2 separate regions of the Homo sapiens genome follow, and region 2 is linked to region 1. Evidence: read pairs that join two places in POLR2A ChIA-PET (ENCODE). Cell type or tissue: HepG2. All regions are shown on one strand. Links, peaks and the distances in the headings refer to the core of each region. The heading gives the core; the rest is flanking DNA.

The links. Peaks named below come from ENCODE experiments on the same cell type or tissue, not always from the same donor. Only the 100,000 strongest peaks of a DNase experiment are listed, where the experiment ranks them.
Region 2: POLR2A ChIA-PET joins it to region 1 with 5 read pairs; 2 of 35 experiments call an interaction of 5 or more read pairs at or near these places.

What each region holds. Positions count from the first base shown.
Region 1 is chr5:173,685,782-173,693,781 of GRCh38, forward strand. It overlaps LINC01942 (long intergenic non-protein coding RNA 1942), which reads left to right and starts at 3,678. Exons shown (of 3, transcript NR_146727.1): 1 at 3,678-3,772. RefSeq lists enhancers at 4,314-4,393, 4,494-4,543. In HepG2, for the core only: no CTCF peak of the experiment used is centred there; a DNase peak (open chromatin) is centred at 3,630; H3K4me3 peaks cover 1,902 bases.
Region 2 is chr5:173,801,506-173,811,226 of GRCh38, forward strand. No RefSeq gene overlaps it. Among named protein-coding and RNA genes, the nearest start is that of LINC01485, 15 kb to the left of the region's middle. RefSeq lists an enhancer at 1,241-1,535. In HepG2, for the core only: no CTCF peak of the experiment used is centred there; DNase peaks (open chromatin) are centred at 1,376, 4,916 and 5,316.

The DNA.
Region 1 (8,000 bases), core at 1-8,000:
TCTTCTCAAAAGAACATCCAAATCTCTGCCCTCTGGGAGGCCTCCTCCACCCCAGTCAAGTGGTTCGTGAAGGGGGACTCCTTCAAACACAGTTTTCTAAAGACGGGTCTTGGCCGTGCAATCCCCACCATCATTAGGAACCAACACTTCCAGACGTTAAGGGCTGAATTGTATCTCCCCCAGATTCACATGTTCAAGACCCAACCCCTAGTGTCTCAGAATGGGACTGTGTTTGGAGACAGGGACTTTATCGAGGTGATTAAGGTAAAATGGGGTCATATGGGTGAGCCCTAATGAGCAATATAACTGATGTCTTTTTTTTTTTTTTTTGAGACAGGGTCGCACTCTGTCACCCAGGCTGGAGTGCAGTGGCGGTAATCATGGCTGACTGCAGCCTCCACTTCCCAGGCTCAAGTAATCCTCCCACCTCAGCCTCTGGAGTAGCTGGGACTACAGGTGCATGCCACCACACCCGGCTACTTTTTATTTTTTATTTTTTATAGGGATGAGGTCTCTCTATGTTGCCCATGCTGGTCTTGAACTGCTGGGCTCAAGCAATTATCCCACCTTGGCCTCTCAACATGTTGTGATTATAGGCGTGAGCCACGACACCCAGTCGTGAGTGATGTCTTTATAAGAAGAGGAGATGGGACACAGACACGCACAGAAGGAAGAGCACATAAAGACACCGGAAGAAGACAGCCATCTATCTACAAGCCAAAGCGAAGCCTCAGGAGAAACCAACACTGCGGATACCTTGATATTACATTTGGAATAAAATGTATTGGGATAAAAACCCCAATACATTTCTGTTGTTTAAGCCACCCAGTCTAGGGCGCTTTGTTATGGCAAAGCACTCAGGCAAGCCAATATGCCACGTCTCTGCTGCTCTGCTAGGTCTCGGTGACTCTCTCTGACATACAGCATGTGCTCGGTGATACACCAGAAGAATAGAAATCACACTTAGAATCCAGCTCCTTCCTGGTCTGGCCCATTACAGGCCTTTCCAACTTCACATGCCACTCCCCCGTCACTGGCCACTGTTCCATGGGAAAATACACCCAGCTTGTTCCTACTACTGACCCTGTACTTGCCGAGCCCTCTGCATGGGTCTGTTTTTTTCCTGCCTTGGTCTTGCTTGTTACTGAGGTTTGGCAGAAACACCAGCTCCTCAGAGAGGACTTTTGGGCACCCAGTCCCCAAAACTCATTTCCCGTCACATCACTGCATGTGTTCATGGTGTGTAACTCCATCTTTCCTTGCTCACTTATTCATTTACCCAATTAGTTCATCTATCCACATCAGATGTGTGAGTTTTGTGAGAGCAGAAATCGTGTCAGTTGGATGTTTTCTGTTGCTGCTGTAACAAAGTAATGCAAATTTTGTGGCTTGAAACAATACATACATATATATATATATATACACACATAATTTTTTTTTTTGAAGTGGAGTTTCACTCCTGTTGCTCAGGCTGGAGTGCAATGGCGAAATCTCAGCTCACTGCAAGCTCTCTACCTCCTGGGTTCAAGCGATTCTCCTACCTCAGCCTCTTGAGTAGCTGGGATTACAGGCATGCCCCATCATGCCTGGCTAATTGTATTTTTAGTAGAGACGGGGTTTCTCTATGTTGGTCAGTCTGGTCTCAAACTCCCGACCTAAGGTGATCCACCTGCCTCAGCCTCCCAAAGTGCTGGGATTACAGGCATGCGCCACCGCGCCCCCAGCCAAAACAATACAGATATATTATCTTATAGTTGTGTAGGTTGGAAGTGCAACACAGGTGTAAGTTGCATTCCTTTCTGGAAGCTTCTAGGGAAGAATCTTTTTTTTTTTTTCTTTTTTCAGCTTCTAGAGGCTGCCTACATTTCTTGGCTCGTGGCTTTTTGCTCCGTCCTCCAAGCCATTGCATCTCTCTCTGACCATAGCCGGGAAAGTTTCTTTGCCTTCATCCCCACATGATTACATTGGACCCACTTGCATAATCCAGAATAATCTCCCTATTCCAAGGTCCTTAGCCTTAATCGCATCTCACAATCCCTTTTGCCATGTAAGATTACATATTCACTAATTCCAGGGATTAAGACATGGACATCTTTGGGGCGCATTATTCTGACCACCATATCTGTTTTTTCCCTTTATATGTCTAGTGTGGAGAACAGACCAGGAAATTAGTAGGTATTCATTGACTTTGCTGGGTAAATGAAAAGTTACCATTTATTGTGCAGATATGAGGCGCTGGGCAGATGCAAGGTGCTCTATGTGTGTTTTCTCATTTGCTCTTTACCATAACCCTCGGGGGTAGAGTTTACCCCCATTTTACAGCCCCATTTACTAAGGCTCACAGAGGTGACATGACTTACCCAGGGCCATCCAGCTAGTAAGTAGGAGAGCTGGGATTTGAACTTTTACCTTTCTGCCTCCAAAACCCAAAGTCTATATGCCCCTCTTTCGCAGCTCAGGGAGGATGTCTCGAGCCCGGGCGTGTTGTACCCACAGGTATCTTACTTACATCTGCTCACTGTGCCATGTCAGCACCGCCTGTTCCAAAGGCAGATTCAATGTTGCTTAGGCCGGCCAGGCACGGTGGCTCACACCTGTAATCCCAGCACTTTGGGAGGCCGAGGTGGGTGGATCACTTGAGGTCAGGAATTTGAGACCAGCCTGGCCAACATGGTGAAACCCTGTCTCCACTAAAAATACAAAAATTAGCCAGGCGTGGTGGCACATGCCTGCAATCCCAGCTACTCTGGAGGCTGAGGCAGGACAATCTCTTGAACCCGGGATGCAGAGGTTGCAGTGAGCCGAGATTGCACCATTGCACTCCAGCCTGGGCAGTAAGAGCAAAACTCCATCTCATAAAAAATAAAAATTAAAAAAAAGATTGCTTAAGGCCTGTCTGCCTCTCTTTCAAAGGGGAAATCCCTCAGCTTCTTTAAATAAATTCAATCCTGCCAACTAGAGATGAGGGTTGATTAGATGAGATTGGGGGAAGAAGCCCTCCTTCTCAATGAGTGGTCCAGAAACCAGCAGCATGGGCACCCCATGGGAGTGGTCAGAAATGCCGACACCGAGGGCCCTGAACTGCTGAGTCAGGCTCTTCTAATGATCCCTAAGTGGTCTGCACACACATCATGCCTTGGAGAAGCCCTGCTGTGAGGCACCCACGCAGATCCAGACACTCACTGACCATGGTGGGAGGTGGCACCTATTTTATTTTTATGATGAGAGGGAACCTCAAACTCTACTGTGATGTAAGTGGTCTCAAAGGCCCTTTGAAGTCACCATTTTATCTAAATCAGAAATAGGAAAAAAATAAGAAATGGCCAGCTTAGAAAGACTCAAATTCTTTTGCGGGGGGAAAAACCAGGAAGAAAGAAAAGAAAAATACATTGTTTCCTTGGCCATCTGTGTGAAGAAATAACAAAACCACCGTTGACATACCAGCAGGAAAGAACACTGGAGAGCTTCACTTGACAGAATTATTACAAACGCCTCTTCCTGGTTCAGGGGGAAAAAAAATTCCAAATAGGTTTGTGATATTTTTTTCCCTAGCATGCTTGCAACTCCCAGTAGAGCCAATAACCAGTTTTCAAAACCTTTTGATTCTACTCATCCCCTGGTTAATAATTTCCAGTTTACCCAGCAGGCTACGTAACATCCCCTTTCCTGGGAAAGAATTTCTGTGCCCCGGCTGGCAGTGAACTGGTCCCCTTAGCAGCTGACCTCCTCCTCCAGCCCTGTGGCTGCCTCCTCTCCAACAGGGACCCTCCTGGTGGGTATCCGGAACAGTGCCTTAGTGTTCCGCAAAGGGGAGAGGGAAAAAGAGAGGGCTGTCTCCCAGAAGGGTGAGTCTCTTCTTTAATCATCTGGAGCTGAGAAGAATTTTCTCCCTGTTTCCTGGGAAATAGCTGATAAAGGACATTTTGTCTGCTGCTGTTTATGTATACCTAGGCCGAACAAGTCTCAAAACTCTACCCTCTCCTGCCCCCTCCGGAGCTGGTACTTTGAAAACATAGGACAATAATGAAAGCCAAGAGCAGGCAGCCTGATATGGGCCTGGCACCCCATCTCCTGTTTCCTCCTGCCCGCTGCTGCAGCCGGCTTTATGCCAGCTGCAGCCACCAGGGACAGGTTGGCTTCTCCACCCTTGATGGCCCCGAGAAATATTTCTTTCAGGGCATGGCAGAAGGGGACTTTGGGGAAGGTGGGACCCTCCCTGCAGCCAATAGCACGGGCCCCGTCCCTCCCCCCATGCAAATCTTTGGCCAGCAGCCTTGGTATCACCAAACCTTGCCGAGATAGGGAGTGCCATGAAGGGCTCAGTGAGTTTCTGGCAATCCTCTCCTCTGTTTATCTGAATGGGCCCAAAGGCTGCAAAACAAACCGGCAAACACCAGGGTGTTCCTGAGAGTATAGCTGCACTTCCTGTTTACAGGCTCAGGGTGAGAAGCCCCTGAGACCCATTCTGCCTGTGTCAATTTCTTTCTGCTTCCTCTGAGATCCGTGATGTGGGAGGGCAAAGGGTTTCCCTCCCGCCGCCTGGAAAAATAATATGCAGGCCGGGAACATGAGCTTGCCTGTGAAGGCTGCTCAAAACGACACACTTGCAATTTGGGGTTTGTGACTAAGGTTGATTCGATCCCAGGTCTTCTGGTCCCTCTGGGAGCATCTCAGACCCCGTGAGACAACCCACTTTGGGACTCAAGGGTGGTAGGGAGTGGGGAATGGGAAGGGCACCTGTAGAGGCATAAATTGCTGGGCCCTGCCACCCCACCCATCCTCACACCACTCTCGCCCCACCCAACCTCATCCCACCCTACTCATCACCCCCACCCTCACCCCCACCGTCACCCCACTCCACTTGCTGTGTGTCCCTTGCTTCCCATGCTTCCCTGTCCTGGACCACAGTGAAGCAGCTGGGAATTCCAAGCACAGGGCTTCCTACCTTCAGCACCAGTGGTGACACCAGAGGTGGATTCCAAGAATACCTGAATGACCTACAACACATTCTGTCCAGGCAGGAGGGGTGGTGGCACTGCCTCCAGGAGATGGCCGAGGTATCCGGGGGTTAGGACCCTCTAGTTTGTTGCAGGGATGTCACAGAGCCTTGCTACTGAAAGTGTGTCCAGGGACCAGCAGTATTGTCCTCACCTGGGAGATGGTTAGAAACATGGTCTCACACCCTGTCCCAGACCCACTGCATGTGAACCTGCAGTTTAGCAGACGCCGCAGGTGACTCCTGCACACATTAAAGTTGGAGAAGCGCTGCTTTGGAGGACCCGTCCCTCTGTCCTCATTATGAGGATGCCTGCGCTGACTTTGGACAGCTTGTGCTTTTTAAAATCTCGTGGGCATAAATGACTCTTTGTGACTGATCTTGTTTCTCTCTTTGCTAAGAAAAGCAGGTTTAATCTGATGTAAGTGTCAGCTTATTTGGCCTCCGATATGTGGCATGCCACATATCGGAGACCAAATAAGTATGTGCATAAGTGAAGGATTTCATAGCTAAATTCGATGTGCCCGACACCTGAAAATTCAAACACCAGAAGGGCCAGGCAGGTGACAAAGATGAACGAAGTGGGCTGGGTGGGCCAGTGAGGACTGGACAGCCAGTGACCTGGTGGAAGCGGCAGCAGCTACTCCAACCCAGCCCATTCTTGTCATTCAGGGACCAGGCTCAGGGTTGCCAGATCCCAATATCTTCAAGAGAAGCCTGAATTTGAATTTTTATGAAATCACCCAACATTGAAATATTGGCAATTAATTAAAACATTAAAAAAAAAAACCCAAAGGCCAGGCGCTGTGGCCCCTGCCTGTAATCCCGGCACTTTGGGAGGCCGAGGCAGGTGGATCACTTGAGGTCAGGAGTTCCAGGCCAGCCTGGCCAACATGGTGAAACTTGTCTCTACTAAAAATACAAAAATGAGCTGGGCTTGGTGGTGCACGCCTGTAGTCCCAACTACTCGGGAAGCTGAGGCAGGAGAATCGCTTGAACCCGGGAGGCGGAGGTTGCAGTGAGCCGAGATCACCCCACTTTACTCCAGCCTGGGTGACAGCCTAAGCCTGTGTCTCAAAAAAACAAAAAACCAAAAAAAAAAAAAAAAAAAAAGGAAAAGAAAAACAAAAAAAATCCCCTCCTATGTATGACCCAGGCTTTATCCTGAGACTATGGATAAAACTGTGAACAAGACAGACACAGTCCCTGCCCTCAAAGAGTATGCAAGCTGGAAAATGGGACAGAGAGACCAGGAAGGTGGGAATGGCATTTCCTCAGGGAGACCTGCCTGTGCAAAGGCCCTGAGGTGCAAACAGCACATTGTAGATGGGGAGCTACAACCAGGTCAGTGCTGGGGAGCTGAGTCATGATTGAAGGAGGGGTGGAAGATAAGGATGAAAAGGGAGGAAGTGGCAGGTGATAATGGCATGTACTGTACATGCAGTTAAGGAGTTTGAACTAGGTCCTGCAGGCCTGGAAGGGTCATGAGTATGAGGATGACATGGCTGGAACTCAGTTTTCCTCAATTCACACCAGCTAATGAGAGGGGGATGGATTTAATGAGTGGGGAGTTGGAAAAGTATTAGAAGTCCAGACAGCAGTCGGGGGAGACTTGGGCAGTGGCCCAGGAACAAGGTGGTGAAGGCCTGAACTGGGGCACTGTGCAGGAATGGGAGGCAGTTGTGCATTTGAGGGCTGCACAGGAGTTAAAATCAGCAGGATGTTACCTACTTGATGGGGACCATTGGGGAGGTGGGGGCAGCCAGAGTTTCTGGCCTGGATGCCTGATGGACAAGGATTGCGGCGGTTGGAGCGTCTTGGCGGGGGAGATGACATGCTCGGTTCTGGGCAGACTGGACTTGGGGCTTCCTTGAGCCCTCTCTGGAAATGAGATGCAGACAGCAAGGTACTGCAGTCTTACTCAGTGAGGGGGCAAGGGCCAAGCTGAAAACCAGGACATTCTGAAACACATTTCTTTTTAGTAATTTGCCCCAGCTTTGTGGCTTCTCCACCCTGTTCTCTTCTCCCTGTGAGTTCTTTGTTTTTGTGAGTTGTCATATTACAGTCCATGGATTTTTGGGCCAGCCTGTAAATGGGGATAACAGTAGGTTCCTCCTCGCAGTGCTAGTGAGATTAAATGAGATAATACACTAAAAGCACACAGCACGGTGTCTGGCTGTAGGAAGATCCCATGATCACAACACCACATGTAATGTTAGTGTCATCATCATTAGCTGTGATTATTATTGTGATTATTAACATTAGTTACCATTATTGTTGTAACTACGCACGGATATGACCTACGAGGCCTCCTGCCACATGTGGTCCTTAGTTGTGGCCTCTTTCCCTGCCAACCTCAGGCCCGCTTGTATCTGTGGGAGGCAGTGGATAGCAGTGTTTATGAGCATGGCCTGTGAAATCACAGCCTGCCTGGGTTCAAATGCCAGCTCCACTTCTTACTGTGAGAGTGACCTCGGCCAAGTCACTTCGTGCTTCTGAGCCTCAGGTAGTTTCCCCATCTGAGGAAGGGGAAGATAAATGTATCTTGCTGTGAAGATAAAATGAGATAAATTGTCAAAGTACTCAGTGCACTGCCTGGCAGATACCAGCTGCTCCTTTATCATGTGCTCTTACTCTCCAGGACACCATCACCAACCCATCAGGCTGGCATGCACTCTCAAATCTACTGCCCCTAGCAACAGGATGCAGTTCATGTTCACTAAAATGACTTATGAGCTGCTTGCAGCGGGCTGAGTGTTGACGCTGCTCCCTGCCACTGGAAAAAAAGATATGCCCACATCCAGATCTCAGGAACTCATGGATGTGACCTCATTTGGAAAAGGGGTCTTTGCAGACGTAATTAAGTTAAGGATCTTGAGATGCAGTCATCTTGGATTATCTGTGTGGTCCCTAAATCCAATGACAAGTGTCCTTACAATACACGCAGAGAGGAGAAGCCTGACAGGAGAAGCAGAGATAATGACTGGAGACAGGGATTGGAGAG
Region 2 (9,721 bases), core at 893-8,892, 120 kb after region 1:
AAAGGACACAAACCGTGTAATTCCACTTATATGAGATTCCCAGAGTAGTCAAATTCACAGAGATAGAAAGTAGAGTAGAAGTTACCAGGGGCCGGAGAATTATTGTTCAATGAGTATAGAGTTTCTCTTTGGCATGAATAAAACGACTGGAGACAAATGGTGGTGATGGTCACACAACAATGGGAATGAACTTACTGCCACTGAAGCATATACTTAAAAGTGGCTAAAAAGATACATTTTATATATGTATGCTTTACCACCAAAAAAATGACTTTTTTTTTTTTGAGATGGGTTCTCCCTTTGTTGCTTAAGCTGGAGTGCAGTGGCATGATCTCGGCTCACTGCAACCTCTGCCTCCTGGGTTCAAGCAATTCTTCTGCCTCAGCCTCCCGAGTAGCTGGGACTACAGGTGCCCGCCACCATGCCTGGCTAATTTTGTATTTTTAGTAGAGATGGGGGTTTCACCATGTTGTCCAGGCTGGGCTCGAACTCCTGAACTTGTGATCCACCCGCCTCAGCCTCCCAAAGTGCTGGGATTACAGGCATGAGCCACCGTGCCCAGCTAAAAAAATGACTTTTTTTAAAAAAAGGTTATGTGCTAGAGAGTAACTGGGTGGAGATGGAGAGTGAGTGAATGCACCTGAGATGGCTGTGGAAGGCCTCATTGGGAAGGGACATTGGAGCAGAGTGGAGAGAGGTCAGGCAGGAGAGCTAGGTTGGGGGGAGGCAGTTGCATGTGGGGCCTCGAGGCCAGAGCAGGGAGTGTGACTCTTATTCTAAGCAGCAGACAAATTACAAAAAAATGTAGCTGCGGGGTGACATAATCAAACTGACACTTTTAAAAGCTCCTTCAGGCCAGGCATGGTGGCTCACGCCTGTAATCCCAGCACTTTGGGAGGCCAAGGCAGGCGGATCACTTGAGGCCAGGAGTTCGAGAGCAGGCTGGCCAACATGGCAAAACCCCATCTCTACTAAAATTTAAAAAATTAGCAGGGTATGGTGGCTCATGCCTGTAATCCTAGCTACTCGGGAGGCTGAGGCAGGAGAATCGCTTGAACCCGGGAGGCGGAGCTTGCAGTGAGCTGAGATCGCGCCACTGCACTCCAGCCTGAGAGAGAGAGTGAGACTCTGTCTCAAAAAAATAAAAATAAAAATAAAATAAAATACAAGCTCCCTCGAGCTGCTGTGGAGCAGAGATTGCCAGGGAAGACACTGGAATCCACGGGAGCTGTGGGGAGGTGAGTGTGGGAGTCCAGGAAAGAGGTGAGGCCTGTCCCCTTCTCATATCTCAGCCCATTTGCCCCTGCCTGGTCACATGTTGGATCAGCAGGTCACACGTTGGGAAAGGAAGATGAGGAAATCAGAGTGTTGAAATCCACTGTGGCTGTGCATGGCAAAGGCTCTGCCCTGTTGGGGAATGGGGCGTGGCCCATGCTGCCCCTTGGACCTAAGCCTCATTCACTCAGCTTGCCATGGGAGACACTGGCGCAGGGGTCTGTGGGCAGGGGCCAAGGGTGGGCAGGGTGGTGGTTTCCAAGGGCATTGGCCTGAGGGTCAGCAGAGCTGGCTCAACCCCAACTCTGATGCCAGCGGCACGCCTTGAATGAAGGAGCTCACCTCCCTCAGTCTCAGTTTCTCCATCTGTAAAAGGAGGATAATAACGGTTCTTACATTGCAAGGTCATTGTAAGGGTTCAACAGGATAATGCGTCTTAAGCTTTTAACACTGTATCCAGCTCAGGATAAACTCTCAGTAAAGGATAGTTATCATCATTATCATCATCATTATTTTACTATTCTAGATCTAAAATATTTACTCCATCTGCCCCAGGCACATTAAGATCATAAGACCTTCCCATCTAAACTTGTAAGTCCCTTTGATTAGTGAGGTTGGCTACCATTTAATACTCTGGGAGAATTTTGCGGGCAGTGTTTGGATCTTCTTCATCATTCTCTTCTCCTTCAAGTCACACAGTAGGCATTCCTGTCTGTGGTGACTCTACACCTTCATTTTTGTGGATAGCACTCAGAATTCCTGGAGTTACCTGTTCGGTGTCTGTGTTTCCTGCCAGAGGTGCTCTATTTAGGTGGGACCACCCCTCCCTTGGCTATCGTTGTGTTAATAGTGGACAGATTAAGAATCCAGACTTGGCCAGGTGCAGTGGCTCACACCTGTCATCCCAGCACTTTGGGAGGGCTAGGAGGGAGTATTGCTTGAGCCTAGGAGTTTGAGACCAGCCAGGGTAACATAGGGAGACCCCATCTCCACAAAAAATTAAATATTAGCCAAGCATGTTGGCATGTGTCTATAGTCCCAGCAACTTGGGAGGCTGAGGTGGCAGGATCACTTGGGCCCCAGGGGGTTGAAGCTGCAGTTAGCCAAGATCACACCACTGCACTGCAGCCTGGGTGACAGAGTGAGATCCTGTCTCAAAATAAATAAATAAATAAAATCCAGACTTCAGTATATAGTCATCCCTTGGTATTGATCTGTAGGATATTGGTTCTAGACTCTCTTTCAGATACCAAAATTCAAGGATGCTCAAGTCCTGATATAAAATGGTTTGGTATTTGCTTATAACCTAGGCACATTCTCCGGTATACTCTTTTTACTATTTTTTTTTTTTAAGATGGAGTCTTGCTCTGTGACCCAGGCTGGAGTGCAGTGGTGCAATGTCGGCTCACTGCAACCTTCGCCTCCCAGGTTCAAGCAATTCTCGTTCCTCAGCCTCCCGAGTAGCTGGGATTACAGGAACATGCTACCGTGCCAAGCTAATTTTTTTTTTTTTTTTTTTTTGTATTTTTAGTAGAGATGAGGTTTTGTCATGTTGCTGGTCTGGAACTCCTGACCTCAGGTGATCTGCCCGCCTAGGCATCCCAAAGTGCTGGGATTACAGGTGTGAGCCACCATGCCCAACCTCTCCTGTATACTTTAGATCATCTCTAGATTAGTTATAATACCTAATAAATATAAGTTCTGTATAAATAGTTGTTATATTGTTTAGGGAATAATCACAAGGAAAAGTGTCTGCTCATGTTCAGTACAGACACACTTTTTTCCTGAATATTTTACATCCACAGTTGGTTGAATCCACGAATGCAGAAACTATGGATACCAAGGATTGACTGTATATCCAAAATAATTGAAAGAAAGGACTCAAACAGATACTTGTACACAAATGATCATAGCAACACTCTTCACAATAGCCAGAAGGAGGAAGCAACCCAAGTGTCTATTGACAGATGAGTCGATAAACAACATGTGGTATATCCATACGATGGAATATTATTTAGCCTTAAAAAGGAAGAAAATTCTGATAACGTGCTGCAATGTGGATGAAAATTGAGGGCACTACGCTAAGTGTAGTGCAATCTCGGGTACTATGATAAGTCAGTCACAAAAAGACAATTGAGGGTACTACGATAAGTCAGTCACAAAAAGACAAATGTTGTATGATTCCACTTATATAAGTAGTCAAACTCAAAGAGACAGAAAGTAGAATGGTGGTTGCCAGGGCTGGGCGAGGGGACGTGGAGAGTTGTTTCATACATATGTCTCAGTTTTGCAAGATGTAAGAGTTCTGGAAGTGGGTCGCACAACAATGCGGGTACACTTAACACCACTGAGCTGTACACTCAAAAATGGTTATGATGGTGAATTTCATGTTATGTGTTTTTTTTTAAACTACAATTTTAAAAAAGAAAAAGAATCTGGACTTTTGAGAAGAGAGGCCTGGGTTACAACCTGAACTCTGATGTAAATGGAAAGAACAACGTTACCAGTCTCTTGGGGTGAACCTGAGTCTTGCATGCGATACTAATGTAAAATCCAGTGCCTGATACGTGGTATGTACTTAACAAATGTTATATCTTTGCTTGTATTATCCTGAATGCTCAATAAACATCGGTTGAAATAAATGAATGAAACAAATGTTTAAAAAGGTAACAGCACTCACTCTTCAAAGGAGGCTTTGTGTTGGGAGCTATTGTTGGGCCTCTCCAGTGCTGAATCCAGGAGTCCCATCTTGACTGTCGGTGGCCTTTGTTGCAGTTGTTCCTTCTTTTCTTCCTGAAACCTTTTCTTCACCTGGCTTCAGGGACAGGACTCTCTCTTGGTTCTCCTTGTACCTCCCCACCCTCAACGTCTCAATCTCCTTTGCTGGTCCTCCTCAGCTTCCTGACCCGTCAATGCTAATGTGCTTGGGACCCAGTGATTCCTTCTCTTCCCTTTTCTATCTGTACGTACTCCGTAGGAGGCCTCAGCCAGACTCATGGCTCCACATCCCATTAATGCATACATTAATACCATAGATACATACATAATACAGCTCTCCACCTTGCACCTCTCCCCTGAAATCCAGACCATTATATATCCACTCTCTCCTTGATGCTTCCACTTGAATGTCTAACTCAACATTTTAATAAACAAATAGAAGACATCCAATTTAGTACATCTAAAAAGAATCCTATCTCAGTAAACGACAACTCCACTTCCAATTGTTTAGACCAAAAATCTGGGAATCATCCTTACCTTCTCTCTTTCTCTCATGTCCCCCATTTGAGCTATCGGTAAATCCCATCTGTTCAGCCTTCAGAATCTACCCACTTCATTCCACTGCTATCATCTCATTCCAAGCCCAAAACCCTTTGCCTGGATTACTGTTATTGACTTGTCAGTGATCTCCTTGCATTTATCTTGAACCCCCTTCTCAACAATGTATTCCTGACACAGCAAACGGAGTGATCCTTTAAAAACTGAAGATCATATCCTTTCTCCCATCAAAACATCCTATGGCCTCATTTTTCACTCAGGGTGAAAGCAAAGTCCTTGCAGTGCCTGTAAGTCCACATACTCTGGCACTGTCATATCTGAGACTTTAACTGCTACCATGGTCCCATTGGCTCACCCTGCTCCAGCTTCTCCGCCTTCCTGCAGTTGTTTGCATATGCTTGCAGGCTCTTGCCCCAGGGCCTTTGCACTCCCTCTCCAGGGCCCCTCTTCCTGCTGATATAACCATGGTATGCTTCCTCCATTTGTGCAGATCTCTACTCACAGACCGTATTATTGGAGAGATCTTTGTGCCCCCTCTATGAGGAGTCATATCCCTCCACTGATCTACCTCCTTTTCTACCCTTTACCTTGCTATACTTGTCTATCACCATCTGATACACTATACGTCTCACTGACTGTTCTTTTACATTGTCTATTGACTCCCTAAAATGTCAGCTCTATGGGGTCAGGGACCTTGCCTGACTCTTGCACTGATGTTTCTCAAGAGCCCAGTGCCAAGCACATGGTAGATCTTCAGTAAATATGTATCCAGTGAATCAGTGTGCACGTCTGCAAAGAGGCTGTGACCTGCGTGAGTTTTCCAGCTGTAAGAGTCAATGAATGGCCGAGACTCTCCGTGTTGCATCTTTCCTAGAGGAAAGGGCATTGCTGTTGCAATTGCCTCACAATCAACTGTGCTGGGTGGATTTACTGGGTAATTGCATGGCATTGGCCCAAACTGCAGAAGTAGATCTTTTCCCCATTTCTTTAGCGATCTCCTGAAGAGCCTGCCCAGCAACTAGACCCTTCAGCTAGCACCTTTACTAACAGGGCTGGGTTTGTCCAGGGTACCGGGGTGGGGTCCTGGATCCTCTGAGAAAAGGTCAGTAGAAGTGCAAATGCTGGTCCCCCAGACACTGGATTTGCCGGTCACACGCAGCAGAAAGAACAGCATGTTCTTTACAAGCAGAGAACAAACCTCTCCGCAAACCTCCCCACTTGAGCTGGGATTTTCCTTCCTCCCCTATAGTGAGCCAGGCCTTGACCATAGCAACTGGCAGCATTTCCCTGATTCCCAGGCTTTCGTTTTGCGTTGCCACGGAAATGGACCACTGGACTCCAAGACATATTCCAGTGACATTCATTCACACACCTGATTGTCCTCTCCGAGGGCCCAAACACACATACACACACATGCGCGCACGCACACGCACACATACACACAAAGTGACCTTGATGCGATCGTTCTAATTGCCCTGTAACACCGCAGACACGAGAATGAGTGGGTCACATGGCAGCTACTTAAGACTCACATGGGCTGCTCATGTGGCCCATGTGCAAAGATGAGGGGGAAGTAACCTCGATTCACAAATGCGATAATCTTGGCAGGAATCTCTCCCGCTTTTCCCCCTTGCATTCAGCTAAGAGGCAAAACCAAAAGAGAGGCTTTTTGATTTAAGGCAAAATCAAATCCTTGTTCTAGTTCTACTCAATGGGGAGGGGGAAGATAAATACCTTGCTCTGCTTCTGAGCTCGCTGTAATCTCTTGTCCCTCACAGCGTGCCCGCTACTCCACATGGCCTGGCTATGCCAGGATTCTCAAGCTGGTGAGAGCCCAAGCTCCTCACTTTAGAATGGACAGAGAATATGCCACCTAATGTTTGTTTTCAGCTTCTTGGGATCTTTGCAAAATTACCACAGAAATGTTTTCTGTGGGTATATTGCTATATCAATGTACTACATATGCAAGTATGTGCTTGGTAGGTGTGATATATTGGAAGAAGGTGCTGGTGTATGAGTCTTTGTGCCTGTGGAGAGAATATGAGGCTGGGATGTAAATGCATAGATATGCACCTGTGTGCATGGTGTGTGGAAATGATCTCTGCAGTTGTACACATGATCTCTACATAAGGGCATGGTGCATGCATGCACATTTGCGTGTTTCTGCATGTGGAGTGTGTACTTGGACTACACATGCTCATAGGGAACTCATCTGCAAATGCTAAACCATCAGTTGTCCCCTGGCCCCACTTGCTGCACCACACAAGGCTCCCTCCATAGCCTCGCTGGCCTCCCTAGAGGACTTATTGTTTAAGATGAATGATCAGAGAAATTGTGGCTGAGTTTCTACCCCTCAAAGGTTTTTGTCCCAGGGGTCAGGGAGTCCGAGTCCAGCTGGCGGTTTGTGAGGACAGTCATAAGGAGAAATGAAGTTCCTTGGCGCCTGGAACCTAAGGAGTTCTGCTTTTCTGTGAAGCACTACACCTACTTACACAGTCAGCCTGGCAGAAAGATCCAGCAACGAGATTCCTGTTTCCAACCCACACTCTCACCAATATGTATGCTCAGGCTCCTTGCAACTTTGGGTGACACAATAATTTGATTTCTTCACTGAAAACATACACCCACACCCATCCCCGCCCCGCAACCTCCCCCGCCTCCCCACACACTCACCATTAACATTAGGACTGTGCTGCAAACTGACCACAGCCAACCTAGGAAAGAGGGCTCCAGCAATCACTACAAAAATACATATTCTTTTTTCCTTTTAGATTCAAGAATAATACATGAAGGTTGGGCGCGGTGGCTCATGCCTGTAATGCCAGCACTTTGGGAGGGTGAGGTGGGAGAATTGCTTGAGCCCAGGAGTTTGAGACCAGCCTGAGCAACATGGCAAAACCCCCTCTCTCCAAAAAAAAAAAAATTTACAAAAATTAGCCAGGCATACCGGCATGTGCTTGTACTCTCAGCTACTCCAGAGGCTGAGGTGGGAGGATCGCCTGAGCCTGGGATGTCAAGGCTGCAGTGAGCCGAGATCGCACCCCTGCACTCCAGCCTCAGCGACAGAGTGAGACTCTGTCTCAAAAAAAAGAGAAAAAAAAAAAGAATGACACATGAAAACAGCATGTTCAAGGCCCCAGATGATAATGACTTATCTTTTAACATTTCATATCTTTGGCCAAAAAAGTTGCAGTGTGACCTTGAGCCGTATATTAGGTTGAATCATTGAAATTGCAGGCACTCAACCATCTCTGACGTACAAAACTATTTCATGTGGTTCAATCTAATACATACCTTTTTGAGAGTCTGTGTATAAAATGAAGATATTAATCTATATCTAGCAGGACTGTTTTGGAGATTAAGTATCAACAAATGCCAGGACCAAATCTGATAGCTAAACCCACTGGTTTTCAAATGTATCTCTTTGCCACATATTGATGGGAATGAGGTTCTCTGCTCTCCAATCTGGTTGCTTAATTTTCCAATGTGTTACCCTCCCTAGATTCTGGAAGGGTCAAAGCACTTTAGAATTTCTCTGTTTTATTCTTTCTTTTCACAAGAGCTCTTTCTTATTCTCTGACCTTTCATTTTTATAGCCTCTTAGTCTAATCTTAGGGATGTAATTTTTTCTTCCTTCCTTCCTTCCTTCCTTTCTTTCTTCTTTCTTTTTTTTTTTTTTTTTTTTTTTTTTTTGAGAGGGAGTCTCACTCTGTCACCCAGGCTGGAGTGCAGTGGCACGATCTTGGCTCACTGTAACCTCCACTTCCCAGGTTCAAGCGATTCTCGTGCCTCAGCCTCCTGAGTAGCTGGGATTACAGGCATGAGCCATCACGCCCGGTTAATTTTTTTGTATTTTTAGTAGAGACAGGGTTTCACCATGTTGGCCAGGCTGTCTCAAACTCTGACCTCAAGTGATCCGTCTGCCCTGGCCTCCCAAAGTGCTGGGATTACAGGCGTGAGCCACCATGCCTGGCCTCTGTAATATCCACTCTTTCTGAGCTTAATACTGTTATTGTTCTTCTTAGCCATTGTTCACAGTTTTCTTCTGCTCCCAGTAATGTCTCTATCACCTTTGGGCTCCTTTTTCTCTGTTTTGTTCCAGAGGCTTTGTTTGATTGCCCAGTGACTGTGGCTGATGTTCGTATCTAAGAGCCAAAAAGCTGTTTAGAAGCTCATGAATAATCTTGTTGACTGATGAGCTTTACTATTGGATGAAAAGTTAGTGATTTTGCTCTTAGGTTGGTCAACTTCCCTAGAAAGCGCTTCTCCAGTCTGCTGCTTGGGAACTATTACTCTGGGAGCCAGTGTGGGTCTCACTATTCAATATGAAACTTTCATTTAATACCCCTCTAAAATAGACTTTTGCCCCTGTCCTGAGTGAAGCCCCGTGTCTTTTCTGGTTTATCGTCCACCAAATAAAAGCATCCAGTATTTTATTATGATAGAGGAGGAACATTTTCTTGGATTCACTATTTGGGGAAGAAGTGAGGGTGATGATGGTGATGGTGTGGTGATGCTGGTAGTAGCAGTGTAGAAGTGATGATGGTGGTGGTAATGATGGTGGTGATAGTTGTGGTGGTAATGGTGGTGGAGGCACTATCAACAGATGGTGATGGTGGTGGTGGCAGTGGTGATAGTGATGGAGGTGATGATGGTCATGGCGGTGGTTGTGGTGGTGGTAGTAAAGGTGGTGGAGGTGGTGATGGTGACGGTGGCAGTGGCAGTGGTGATAGTGATGGAGGTGGCAATGGTCATGGTGGTGGTGGTGGTAATGGTGGTGGAGGTGGCGATGGTCATGGTGGTGGTGGTGGTAACGGTGGTGGAGGTGGTGATGGTGATGGTGGTAGTGGCAATGGTGATAGTGATGGAGGTGGCGATGGTCATGGTGGTGGTTGTGGTGGTGATGGTAATGGTGGTGAAGATGGTGATGGTGGTGGCAGTGGTGATAGTGATGGAGGTGGCGATGGTCATGGTGGTGATCATTGTGGTGGTAATGGTGGTGGAGGTGGTGATGGTGATGGTGGTGGTGGTGGTTATGGTGGTGGAGATGGTGGTGGTGATGGTGGAGGAGGTGGTGGTGGTGATGGTGGCAGTGGCAGTGGTGATAGTGATGGAGGTGACAATGGTCATTGTGGTGGTGGTTGTTGTGGTAATGGTGGTGGAGGTGGTG